Linked DNA regions of Mus musculus: region 2 is linked to region 1. A link is a contact called in ENCODE Hi-C data. All regions are on one chromosome and are shown on one strand. Each heading gives the region's core, a stretch centred on a gene start or an enhancer-like site at or near the end of the contact. The rest is flanking DNA. Distances are from core to core; before and after follow the strand shown. Region 1 holds the start of Hlx (H2.0-like homeobox). Region 2 holds the start of Prox1 (prospero homeobox 1).

The links. Hi-C counts contacts between places; a loop is a spot of excess contacts on that map.
Region 2: a map of left cerebral cortex shows a loop between it and region 1 (16-fold over the local background). The contact joins the promoter of Prox1 here to the promoter of Hlx in region 1. A Hi-C loop is called at or near these places in 3 of 37 maps with a recorded cell type or tissue (ES-E14 and left cerebral cortex).

The regions. Positions count from the first base shown.
Region 1 is chr1:184,731,183-184,733,906 of GRCm38, forward strand. Hlx (H2.0-like homeobox) reads right to left here and starts at 1,311. Exons shown (of 4, transcript NM_008250.2): 1 at 377-1,311. The coding sequence starts at 959.
Region 2 is chr1:190,169,467-190,172,190 of GRCm38, forward strand. It overlaps Prox1 (prospero homeobox 1), which reads right to left and starts at 1,361. Exons shown (of 5, transcript NM_008937.3): 1 at 802-1,361. It overlaps Prox1os (prospero homeobox 1, opposite strand), which reads left to right and starts at 830. Exons shown (of 2, transcript NR_151620.1): 1 at 830-962.

The DNA.
Region 1 (2,724 bases), core at 61-2,560:
GGTTTGCTTCCCCGCAATTCTTAAGAAATACTGGAAATCAAATAAATGCAAAGTGTCCCCACGCTGAGATTTCCTTGTCAGAAAGATCTAGGTCGTTCTGCAGATATTTCATTCAAAAGATGGATAATACACACTTTTGCAAAACTTTGCAGCAACCAGAGTATGGTCATCCGTTTCTATGCTGTTTAAGCAACACGAAGATATGTTTTTAAACATGGGATAGCTGACTTTTACATGTCACTAAGTTTTCCTTCATTTCGTTTTCTTCGCCCTCATTCTACCGTTCTGTCCTTAAAAATAAACGCACCCCAAATCCTCCTGACATCAGGCCCCTCATGGGTGGTGGTGAGGCCTGAGGCCTTCCAGCGATACGTACCTCTCAGAGTGTTGCCTTCCTTAACTTTTGGGTCAAATTCCGCAGACAAAATTCGATCGATACCAAATTTGAGGTCTTTGCTGGAGGGGGCAGGGGCGGAGCCGCTATGGTGGGGGACCACCCGCGTCCCCGAAGTCGGTGGCTGCAGGGAGACCGCCCGGGGTGGAGGCGGGGGCTGCTGCTGCGGTTGCTGTTGCTGCGTTGGTGATTGCTGCGGGAGATGCTGGTGGAAGGCGGCAGAGAGCGGAGACAGCCGCTGAGGGAAGCCAGCCGGGACTTCTGAGGGCGCCACCACCGGGGTGGGACGGAGCGGGGATCTGGCGGCAGCTTGGAAGGAGGCGTGCGGGTGCACGGAGCCCAAGTGTGCGGTGAGGGCTGCCGAGGCCCCCACCAGTCCCTCTGCAGCGGGCCCCGGCTCCCCGACGCCGGCGTGCAGGATGTCCGCGATGCAGAAAGAGGGTTTCTTGACAGCGGCTGGGTCCAGGGCGAAGGAGCAGCCGCCCGGGCCCGCCGAGGAGCAGTAGGCGGCTGACCAGAGACTAAAGTTGGAAGCATAGAAGGGAGCCAGGCCGGCTGCGAACATCCTGGCAGGATCCCGGCGGGGTCCTGGGTGAGTGGGGAAGTGGGTGGGCGCTCGGGCAGAGGCGGTGTCCCAGCCGAGCCCGAGCTGCTTTCGGTTCTTCGCCCGCCCTGAAGCGGAGGGCCAACCGGGGAGCCCTAGCGCCACCGAGGGACGAGGCGAGGGCCCGATCGCCGCCCGCCACGGCCTGGGCCCCTGGCTTGGCTTGAAAGGCGGCGCGGCGGGCGCGCTCCCCGCCGGGTGGATGGAGGCGATCGCCAGGCGCTGGGGCGACAAGGCGAGCGCGGCCTCGCTCTGCTACTCCGCAGAAGCCGGGGAGACAGGGACCCGACACCGAAAGAAAAACCCAAACAGCTAAGCCCTAAGAGCTAAATTTAAAACAACAATAATGATCCGTTAGTTTAAAAAAAAAAAAAAAAAAAAAAAAGGAAAAAAATTAAAAAAAAAAAAAAAACTCCTCTCTAAAAACTCCCAAAGTTTTGGCAGGAGCTTTCGAGTCAGACCCCGGGTAGGACCTTGATCCGTGCGCTCATTGGACGTCTTCGTGACCAATGGGACTCCGGAGTGGAGGGGAATTGGGAAAGAGGGGGGCGTGGCCGAGCTCGGCCACGCCCTGGCCACGCCAAAGTGTTTTCTGCGGCAGCGTGGGCTAAGCTGAGTACTGAGCGTCTCTGGGAGCCGCTTGGGGGTCGAGACTCCTCGGGCCTCTGGCTCTCCTCTGTCCCCTGCAGCTCGGGGACCCGCCAGCGGCAGAGCCTCGGAGCCGGTCTCCGGAATTTTCCTGGAGCTGCGGAGGAGGGGGATCACTGAGGCTCCCGTACTCTGCTGTAGTACACCCCCAACCTCCACCCCAGCAGACCACGCTGGCGGTCCGCAGGCTGTCCCTTCCGTATTCCGCTCTCATGCGACTTTCCTTCTCTCTGCTTTTACCCAGGTGCTTTTATCACAAGTCCTAGGTAAAGGCCCCATCCTCTCAGCGCCCCTACAGCCCAGAATCCCGACCCAAGTCTACTGTAATCCGCTGGTTTCTCAGCTCACCAGAGCTGCTCCAAGAAGCCAGGAGGAGGGCAGACCACAAATTAGTTTTATTCGGAGCTGTCATTCCAGTGACAACTTGAAAGAGTGACTTTTCAAACAAAAATAAGATAGATGGCTCCAAACGTCTCCCTTAGAAACAGCCAAACTTTTACCCTGAGCCTCGGAACCAACAAGGAGTGCAGCCCCAGAAGAGCGGCACGCGTGTCCCCTCTCTGCACCTTGTAGGAAGTGCTACCCTCCGCGGCCACCACATCCCCTGGTCACGTGAGGTCCTATGTTTTGCAAGTGCCAGGGAGCGGTTGCCTTTGAGATTAAATACCTACTTTTAATTCGGCTGCAGTTTTTCCAGGATCCGCTTTGGCCTGTTGGAGGGAGGCACTGTCCGAGCCTCCACAGCCAGCGCCTTCCATTCTTGCTAGGGTCTTTAGAACTCAGCCTAGGTGCACTGGGAATTTTCTGTCGCATCAACATCTCTATTTTAAGAATTCGTTCTCTTTTAAATTATAGTCAGAGTGGATTTCCCCGCCCCTCTCCCAAACAGACCACAGGCCACCTAGATGAACGGTTGTTGCACATTTCAGGAAGAAAATAAAATAATGACAATAACGAAACCACCAAATCTTTTGTTTTCGATTGTCCAAGTAAGTGTCTCCGGAATGATATTCCAAGGCAGGCTTATTTCCCCTCAGCAATAAGATACCAAAAACTGGAAGCCGTGAGGGAACTGCCA
Region 2 (2,724 bases), core at 111-2,610, 5.4 Mb after region 1:
TACCGGACCGTCCCCCAACTCGTCTCTCCTCTGTTGCAGAGCTGGGTGCAAGCTCCCGGCGCTGAGCACACAGAGGAAAGTCACCGGGCGCCCCCTCCTCCCCGCCCTCTTCCCCACGGCCGGCCCTCTGCCCCGGGTTAAAAAAGGAGAAGTGAAAGGTATGCAAACAGCAAGCAAATAGGGAAAGCCGGGAAGAAAGGCAGCTAGAATAAACAAGACAAAGGGAGAAGGACTCGGGGACAGGCCCTGGAGTTTCAACTCCCGGAGAAGAAAAAGAAGAAGCTGGGAAGATTGCAAGAAAAAAAAAATCTAGAAGAACAACAACCAAAAGGGACTCATCCCCCTCGCGGCCCCCTCCCCTGAAAAGAGTGCAAGAAAAATAAAGAAATAAAAATAATACAAAATAAAAGAAAGCCAGAGCCTCAGCGCATCCCAGACACAGTACACAAAAGGTGACAAGATCAGCGACAAGTCCAGCAACACCAGCCTCCCCCCATCGCCACCATCATCCCAGTCACCGGCAGGCGCGAGAAAGAAATAAAAGCCAAGCAGGTCACTTACTCTTCGTTTACTGGGAGGAGCGGAGCTCGGAGTTCCACTGAGCCTCCTGCTTAGAAAACTGTTTTTAGAGGCTATTTGATCACGATTCATGTAAATAACACCATTTTCCCCCTTGGAAAAAGAATGTTTACACGGGTGTGAGTAACGGGAGGCTCTTCTCTCTCTTTCCCATTCAAGAACGAGCCAGTGCGAGCGATTCTGGAAAAGGGGAGGGGACAGCAACCGGGTGAAGATACTTACGCGGTGCGGGCAGCAGCGGGGCGCAGCCACTCTCTCTCTTTCTCTCTCTCTTTCTTTTCACTCTCTCTCTCTCTCCCCCTCTCTTCTTCTCTTGCGGGCAGAGAAGAAACCCACGCGCGCACGCGGTGATGTCTTACTGGTGATAATTGGCCCAGGGGTCGGTGAGTCTGTGCGGGAGCGAGTGATCTGGGCGAGTGCTGAGAGGCGAGGGGAGAAAGGAGGGAGGGGAGGGGAGAGGCGCGCAGGGCAGAGCCGGGAGCCCGGGGAAAGAAGGGGAGAGAGAGCGGAGAAGGCGGCGAGGGCTGGAGCGCGGAGCGGTGGCCCGAGGAGCAGCGGGCACGGCGGAGAGGCTTGTGTGCGCCGCGCGGCTTCCCCGGCTGCAGTGGCCGTCGCTTTCCCAGCGCTCTCTCAGCTGAGGGCTCCGCTCCACAACAAGATTTACTTTAAGACACAGCTGAAGGAAACAGGAAGACTGCACGTCACAGTCCCACTGACGTACCCGGTCCCAGCACCCAATCGCGAGGCGCCTTCGGATTCAAGGGGGGATAGCGAGGCAAGAGAACTTGTGAGGAAAAAAATATACATATATATAAAAGGGGTGGGGGTGAGGGGCTGGGGAGAGAGGAGGAGAGGGGGGCCCAGCGCTCCCCCGCCCGGGCCACCAGCCCCGGCCCCCACCCCGCCCTGCCACTGCTTGGGGCGCCTGGATCGCCGCGCCCCGGCCGCCGCGAGCCATCTGCGGGCGTTGTGCACCGCGGCGCCCGGCTCACACTTGCTCTTCCAGGACGCAGGTCTTTTTTTTTTTTTTTTTTTTTTTTCCATTTCACTGACACAGATGATGGAGTTCTCCCAGCGGCCGGGAGCACTCCCCAGACTGGGATGGAGGAAGGCTCGGAAAAGTATACAGGATAAAAAAAAGTGGATATTTTAAGGGTCGGGGTGGCATAAAGGGCGGAATGTTGTGGGGGGGGGGCACAACTCGTTCTGCTTTGGAAATGATCATAGATAGTATCAATAGGACCAGTCACCCTAGTTTCCTTTTAAAGAGGATGAGCAAACACAGGTAGGCTTAGGTTTTAAAAAATAAATAAGTGCCAGAGATTTCACACTGGGGCCGCTAAGTCTGATATTAAAAACCTCTACCCGCACTGGCTGAGTCCCAGTCAATCAGACCTCAGAATTTATAGGAATTCGCCCCCGATTACCTTTAAAAGTATTATTTCAATTGTAGGCATAGTGACCACATATGCTATAAACATCGTTTCTGGCCACCCTTCTCCAGTTCGCACATCCCTACATGGCCAAAGAAACTAGTTCGATATAGGATTCACATGATTTCGAAGTCTGAATGACAAACTTAAAAGTTTATTGGGCAAGACATCTCAGACTCTAATACTTAAAGCCACATAAAACACACGTTGGTTTGACATCTTGGGTGAAAATTAGCAGCAAGGTTTCTTCAGATAACGTGGCTCTTAAAGAGGGCCTTGGCTTTCCTTGACAAATGCTGAAGAGCCTCCAGCCTCAGCTTGAATGGTCCTCTCCCTGGGCACAGTTAACAGCAGCGCTTACTAAAGAGGCAGTGTGGACATAAACACTCCATAAACCCCGAGCCTCAAGAGCTGAGAAGCACTTTAAATGTTCATACCTAGGAGATTAGAGACTTTTACAAAAGGTGCTGTGGGGACAAGAATTTTTTCTGAGTCCCTCCAATTCAATCAGATCAAAGGTTGAAACGTGTTGTGACAGGGTATTTATAAGATGCGAGTACACCAGCAGACCCGCCGCCATCGTCTGCCGCGCACACTCTAGGACCTTCTCCGATTTATCAGAATGGGAGAGGATATTAATCCCCTGTGAGTCGAACAACGGTGTCAGTGTGTATGTCTGAAGTGTGTGCCCTGTGGGAAACTTTTGGCAGGC